Regions from separate parts of the Mus musculus genome. Here all the other regions are linked to region 2. Evidence: chromatin loops called from intact Hi-C (ENCODE). Cell type or tissue: heart. All regions are shown on one strand.

Region 1 (2,500 bases), 120 kb before region 2:
TAGAAAAAATACAGCAGCAGTTCTCAATGCCAGTGGTCCAAGGATTACCCAAGACAGCAGGCTTTGAGTCACTGGGCAGTCATCCTGTCTAAACCTGTGGAGCTCTGTGGACAAACGGTAAGACTGGCAGAAAAATGTGTCTTTAGTCAATGTGCCCAAGAGGAGTCTAGACTTGTTTGAGCCATTAAAAACTATTTTCTATTTGGAAATTACCAACACATGTATTTCTCTCACTCAGAATATTTCAAACTATTCACAAAAGCTGGAGGTATAATTCAAAGGTAGAACAATTATGTGCCACATCTAAGTTCTCTAGGTTCAATCCTGGCTTCTGCAAAACAGGCAGAGAGGACGGAAGAAGTGAAGGAAGGATGGGGGGGAAAGGAACAACAGGAGAAGAGAGAGGAAAGAGGTTAGGACATACAAAGGATAGAGGGGTGGAAGGGGAGGTTGAGAAGAAAGAGATAATGTGGCTTGCCTTCATCCATGCCTTATTCAAATTCATCAAAGCAAAGTGTTCAGAGGCAGAAGCCTCCAGGAGAACAAGTTCACCTGGCTCACATTTCAACTCTTTCTATCATTTATGGGTAGCTTCCTATAGGCCAGTGCTCTTACCTTTTAAGGAAGGTCCAGAACCTTGAATGTGTAATAAAGTCTAGCTCGATTAATGTACAAATACTCAACCATTCACCACATACAGTCACACAAAGATTTACATTTGCATGTGAATCCATGGAAGTCTGTTCCTATGAATGTTATTCATGCTCTCTGCTTTTAATCCCTGGTCCCCAGGGTCAAGACTCCCACTGAAGAAACTAGCTTCAAGTATTAAATCCTTAGGAGTTCATCTTTCTGGATTTCATAATGCCACAGGCAAACATCATCATGAATGTTGCTTAAGCAACCTTTACCTCTCCCTCCCTACCCACTTCTACCAACATCAGCCAGGCATGACAGCCCCAGCTGAGAAGTCATCTTGAAAAATCAAGGTTCAGTTCTGGAATCAGTAATACCCAGTTTCTTTCAGATCATTTAGCCACATCCATGGATGCTAATTCGCCATATTAACCCCTCTCGTGCCAGATGCCTCCTACAAGCTTTGGCAGAGTACCACATGCCAGCACTCCACTTCTGCCATAATGGGGTTGAGTGCTCTGTACATGGAAGCTGGCCAGCAGATTTAGAAACCATGTTGCTCTTGGCATCTATTCCAGGACTCTGTGTAGAGCTACGTGCTGAGATACAACAGCACGGGCAGCTTTTCAATATCCGAGTTCACCACCCTCCACCTCACCGTGCTAAATCACCACAAGATTCCAAAGATAGGTACAGAGCAGGGAAAGGGTCACTCAAATGAACAGCCCCTTAGATCATCCACTAATGAAAAGAATTGCCATTTGCCTTATAACCATCTTCCTGTTCAAACTATGCTCATCACACAAGTCCACCTGAGCAACCAGTAGTTTTCAGCATTGCTGTTTGGTTCCTATAGATCCTCACACAGTCTTTATTCCATAATAACCCAAAACAGCAGACAGGGATCTCTACCAGAGTTACCAAGGTCCAGTGACCAAAGGCTTTCGCAGAGAGCATATGGAGGTACAGTATCTTTTGATCAATAGGTGGAAACCATGGAACTCTTGGGACTGAAAAAACAACACCTTACCCTTCATTCCAAATTTGGACCGGCGACCATACTTGTTGATCATGATAAAGAGAACCACCAGAAGGACGCAGGCAAAGGCAGCAAGTCCGACTGCTATGGACACCTATTAGAAGCCAAACACAGACAGAAAGGAGCAGTCACAGGAAGCCCCAGACAGCCAAAAATAATGCCTGTGCCAAATGAGAACAAATCTATTTCAGCAGAATAGGATCCCCTAAAACCTCTGCCATTGAGGTGAGTGCATCCAGAAGCTTACATTCAGGGTCCCACTTGCACCCCAGGACACCTATACATATCACAGTGTCACAATGTCAAAATATCAGGTACCCTGGAGCAAAGTCTTTCTGAGACCCTAAGAAAACTTTAAAATTTTTGTTTAACAAAATACAAATTAATCAACTAGATTAGGAAACATTGCCTAATTCAATTACCTGAGCCCCTCTTACCTTGAGGCCATTCTAGAATCACAATTGCATGTTGGGAGAAACATCTGTCTAGTATTTCAGTGAGCAAGCAAATTCTTCATGCTCCCACTGAAATCTTAAAACATAGCATTTCTACTGAGAAAAGTTCAAGAGTTCTGAACTCAAGAGACTCCTTTCTATTTCTCCCCAGGGAAACCTCAGACTCTGAGACAGACTTGGGAAAAAAAACCTATATAAGGATAGTTTCTGAGTACCTTAGGTTTTTGTAGGTTTGCCCAGTCAATGGGCCTTGCAAGCCATGCCCAGCCAGACTCCTAAGAGACTGGAAATTTCAAACTGTTCTCTTCCTAGCCCTGGGGCTTGGAGCCGGTTCTTCAGAGGCTTCTTCAAACAATGAAGCACTACTGTC
Region 2 (2,500 bases):
GAAATGCTGGGAGCATGGGAATTCTTGTAACCCCCTAAGAGGAGATGAATCTGTTGGGATGTGTAAAACGAGCAGGATGTGGGAAATACCAGAAGTGGGAAGAACAGATGAAGGGCTTGAAAATACCATTGCTTGTGATGACACCAGCCTGGGATGCTCTGATGGGAAGAGGGAGGAAAACGGCTTTCAGAGCCTTTCCCATCCCACAGACATCCTCACTGCAATCTTACGAGCAACCCTGGGCTCTTCTTTATCATCACCATTTTCAGATGAGGAAAAGACCAAAAAAAGAAACAAACAGAGAGAGAGAGAGAGAGAGGGAAGGAGGGAGGGAGGGAGGGAGGAAGGAAGGAAGGAAGGAAGGAAGGAAGGAAGAAAGAAAGAAAGAAAGAAAGAAAGAAAGAAAGAAAGAAAGAAAGAAAGAAAGAAAGGAAGAAAGAAAGAAAGAAAGAAAGAAATTAAATAGCCAGTCCAGGTTCCCACAGAGAAGTGGCAAGGTCACAATCAGAAACGTCATGTTGTCATTGCTGTCAATACAAGGTCCTTCATGGGAAGGACTCAGATCGCTGAGAGTACTGTAAATGTCAAACCCACTCCTACATTTCTCAGTGACATGGCCTTGAAAAATTGCTCAAAAAGAAGTTGGTGGGCAAAGATGGGTCACAAGAAAGAGGGCCTCATCTATATCCCTGGGCCAGGCAGCTGTGAGCTGTCCCAGGCCCACCAGTTCAGCACAGAGCAGATGATCTAGCTTCCAGCACTGGTAACAAGTCACAGATGGACTCAAGAGCACATGATATCCAACGTCCTGCTCAAATACAGGACCTGCCTGGAATGATGAAGGGCCAATGCATCTCACTCCCAGCAGGCACCACTAACAAAATGACCCATTAGTAAGACATTCTCATACCCACTGATGCACATTCACCCAGGGTCTGGAGGAGTTAACACAAGCCACCAAGATCCCACCTCTAGAAAGAGCCAGAGTGCCATGTTAACTGAGCACCTACTTGGCTCTGACCAGCAGATCCAACAGCCTGAGCAGTCGGAAAGTAAAAGCTCACTTCTTCCAAGACCCTGATTCCAGTGTCACTACCAACTCTCTGTGTCCCACCAAGCCTGGGATTTTCCTGGCCAGGAACATATGTCCCTTTAGTTCATTTCCACTGTCTAAGCCAAAAGCTATGCGCCCTCTGAGACTGAGCTGAGGGGGGAGAGGATGTTCCCTCTATCAGAGGCTCCCTACAGCTTTCTCCCAGGGAGCTAGCGGCTCCTAAGCCAAAATACACAGGTTGGGAGCCTCGCATCCCCAGACCACACAGATAGAACCAGAGTAGGGCCGGCTCTATAGAGACGCCCTCCCTGCCAGAAGCTTAGCCCTGACTCCTGGCAGGATCCAAAAGCCCAGGCTGGCAATCGACTTGCCACTATCCCGGCTCCAGCTCTCCCTGGGTCAAACCACCAAGAATCGACTCGTGCATCATGCTGCCCTCTTGTGGCCACCAGGAGTCTACACACAGACAATCTCGGCAAGCAATAAGCCAGCGGCTTTAAGGTTTGTTTACAGCAACCTCAGACGTGATGTGCAGGGAACGCTGAGGAGAGGCACTTGTGCGTGTACAAAGACGCCCCCAGATACACACACACAGCACCAAGTACTGCTTCAGGAAGCCTGTACTAGGACTTCGCGAGTCTAACACCGCTCCCTTCGTTTCCCTCTCCAGGGAAACTCACCAATCTTTCCTGCCCCCTGCAATCCCTGAGCCTCTGGTACAGACACCAAAGGGCAGTGGGAGGAGACCTAGGGCAGCAAGGCCCAGCATCCGTGTCTGCTTTGTGCTCCTAGCTCACTGGGCTGGGACATATCAATTCATCTGTCTGCCAAGTTCTTCCTCTTGGGGAAAAAAAAATTGGATCTAGCCCAAATTATTCTCCACCTCCTTTTCCTGATTTATGGCTCAAAGTCTTGATCTTCTTCCTAATTCAAGTCCTCCCAGTCATCCAGAAATGGAAACAACCAACACAGCGTTAGACTCTTCACAGAACCTGTGAAGGAGGTCTGTCATACCACTTAATAATGTGACCCTGCGAGAAAAGACGAGTTAGCTAACCCCACTGCAAGAGTAGAAACAAGCCAGAGAGGTTCTATGGTGTAGCAAGTTCATACAGTCATGGAGCAGCAGCAATAGGGTTTGCCCAGCAATGTTTTTGCAGGACTCTCCAGTTGTCTCCATGGGGGAACAATGGTTGTCATCTCTAAAGGTCCTGGCTTATCCCTACAGGAGAGAGATGACACATCTATGAGCAAGAGGCAGGGACTGGAGGTAGTGAAGGCTACTGATTTATGTAGACAGTAAAATGGAGGCCCGGGAACACCTAGACCTCCCCACTCAGGAGTGATACTCCCAACATCAGCTGCCAACTCTAGCTGACCAGCTCTTCAAATTCCCCACCACACACCTTTCTGCTTGTAGCCAAAGACAGTTCTGATACCCTAAAG
Region 3 (2,500 bases), 500 kb before region 2:
CGAGTATGCAAACCCCCAAGTCCTGCTTGGTCTTGCCCACCTTACTGTTCTCCTTTTCTCCAACCCATCTCCTCAGCCCTATTTATTTTTAGTGGCAATAAAAACAGCTCCCGATCTAGGGAGTTGATCTTTGGAATAAATTTAATTGACTACATTTTTAACTACACTCTTCTAGACTTTGACAGGAGGGAACCATTTGCCTTGCAGATGACTATCCTGACTCCATGAAAGGGGAAGAAAGGGTGAGAGCAACTCTCGCCAGCTCCCACTCTCCTTCCTTCATCTACTGCTGATGTTAATGGTGCCATTCTGGACCATGGAAACAGATTAGTGGCCTAGAGAGGTGAGACAGCGTGGAAAAGAGAAATCCAAGCCAATGAGTGAAGGGCAGATTCAGATAAAGGCAAGAATGTGATTATTAGTGTGAGTGTATGTCTACATGATTATGTACACATGTGTGTGAGAGTATCTACGGGTATACAAATGCATATGTTTATATGTACATGCATTTGTGTATGCATATGTGTGTATATATGTGCATGTACCGTGCAAGTATGTGGACACATGTGGGCATGTAGATGTATAGATGAATATGTGGACACTCGTGAATGCAAAGTTTTGAGCATGTGTCCTATATGTCTGCATGTGAGTATGTAACTACATTATGCATATGGGTATTTGTGGGCATATGAATGTGTGCATATGTCAATGTGTATGCACATTGTGTGAGTATGTACATGCGGGTGAATGTGTGTACTATGCGTATACACATGAATGTGTGAGTTTACTGTACATGTATATGAGTATATATATAGATATGTATATGTGTGTGTGTGTGAGAGAGAGAGAGAGAGAGAGAGAGAGAGAGAGAGAGGAGCATGCATGTGTTTATGTGTACATGTGTCTCTGGAAAGGAGCTGACGGTTCTGCTGTCACTGCTAGTTTGGCCTGTGGCCTCCTGCAGGGTGACATATGAGATGGGGACAAAGCAGTCTGTTTTCTTCTTCTGCCTGTATTTTTCCACCCTTTGTTTTTTATTAAACACTGATTATTAATAGTAGAAGTGGAACACTGCCACAAGAAGCCATTTGCAGTTAATAAGGCTATTGCCGCTGCCTGGGGAGTTAATAGAAGGCCAGCAAAGCCATGTGAGAACAACTTCCGTGCCACGTTCACCAAGTGAGTCAGAAGGAAGGGCAAAATGGGACGCCCTGCCAGCTCAGCTCTGCTCACACACACTGGCCAGGGATCCCCATCCCATTCCCTGTAGGGACTGGGATCATGCATGGATGCACACAGCTGCTGGGTCACAGGCCAACTGGGCGCGCTGAAGTAGAGGAGCATCCCTTCCTGCCTGCAGCTGTAAAAACATTGCTCAGGCTTCCAGATAGGCCTAGCTGGTCCCTGAGCGCAAGGGCCACAGTCCCCAGGCCTGACCTCACAGCAAATGGTGAGGACATCAGTCCTATGGCTCCCCGTCACCAGGGGTAATGTCCAGCTTCAGGCTGGGAGGTGATTACAAATGAACTTAAAGTCACAGGTCTTGAGAACTGGGGGCTACTTGAAAAAGAGTCCCGCAGGTCTAGATCTCTTCTTCAGACGGAATAACACTAGGCAGTGAAGTGAAGTCCTACCCACTAGTCCTGATTGAAATGGCCTTTTGTGAACTATAGGAAGAAAGACTGGTCCTGTATATGTGTTCATCCCTGGGCCAGGGACAACATATAAGAAGAGGAACAATATTTCTCTCTCCGAAACAATAAAAGCAGTACACACACACACACACACACACACACACACACACACACACGGCAAAGAAGCCATCTTCCTGGAGAATGGAATGGGAATGTTTTTTAAGTCACTGCCCTTGTAGTTAGCATGAATGCCAATCATACAACTATTGGAAGATACAATGGCCTTAGTTATGAACTGCACTCTGAAGAACTGTATGCATGAGATTGATGGTGGATGTGGTGCCTGTGGAAGCTGAGGGGTCATTTTCATATACCTATGTGTGGGTGGTATCTGTCCGTACATCAGTGGCACAGTGTAACAGTGACCTTTGTCTTCTTTTCTTGTCCTGTGCATGTCCCCTTGCAATGAAAATCTAGCCTGAACCCTTCTGGGGTGGACTTTGTCATGAGTGCTTCAGAAATGCAGAGCTCTGCAGGACGAGGAGGAGAGAAGTCAATCTAATCTGAAGGATGTAAATGAAATAGCACTCATCTTGACAACAGCAGCACTTCAAAGCTCCAGGGAAACCAGAAATCCGAGGATTCCATCTCATGTGAGCCATGGCTGACTGTTCTATGGAATGCACGTTGACTTATCTTTCTCTCTATATGAGATGATGTTCTGCCTGCTCTGTGAAAACCCAGACCTTATTAAACATATTCACAAGCTTTTCAGATGCCAAAAGGGAGTGTTTGAATCACGGAGATCTTTTCCTATGAAGTGCCTCTCACAGACCTAGCAATGTGCCAACATGAAATATTGTCAG

The links. Peaks named below come from ENCODE experiments on the same cell type or tissue, not always from the same donor. Only the 100,000 strongest peaks of a DNase experiment are listed, where the experiment ranks them.
Region 1: a loop joins it to region 2, with 2.0 times the contacts of the local background. A loop is called at or near these places in 3 of 42 quality-filtered maps.
Region 3: it touches region 2 in a loop (3-fold over the local background); 2 of 42 quality-filtered maps call a loop at or near these places.

What each region holds. Positions count from the first base shown.
Region 1 is chr7:78,449,221-78,451,720 of GRCm38, forward strand. Ntrk3 (neurotrophic tyrosine kinase, receptor, type 3) reads right to left here. Exons shown (of 17, transcript NM_008746.5): 11 at 1,667-1,769. Among named protein-coding and RNA genes, the nearest start is that of Gm39038, 120 kb to the right of the region's middle. In heart, no CTCF peak of the experiment used is centred here; a DNase peak (open chromatin) is centred at 1,181.
Region 2 is chr7:78,567,606-78,570,105 of GRCm38, forward strand. The region is part of intron 1 of Ntrk3 (neurotrophic tyrosine kinase, receptor, type 3); the gene reads right to left. The region is part of intron 1 of Gm39038 (a long non-coding RNA gene); the gene reads right to left. Among named protein-coding and RNA genes, the nearest start is that of Gm39038, 5.5 kb to the right of the region's middle. In heart, a CTCF peak has its summit at 1,501 (motif pointing left); a DNase peak (open chromatin) is centred at 1,366; H3K4me3 peaks cover 352 bases; H3K27me3 peaks cover 710 bases.
Region 3 is chr7:78,070,069-78,072,568 of GRCm38, forward strand. No RefSeq gene overlaps it. Among named protein-coding and RNA genes, the nearest start is that of Gm39038, 500 kb to the right of the region's middle. In heart, no CTCF peak of the experiment used is centred here; a DNase peak (open chromatin) is centred at 1,283.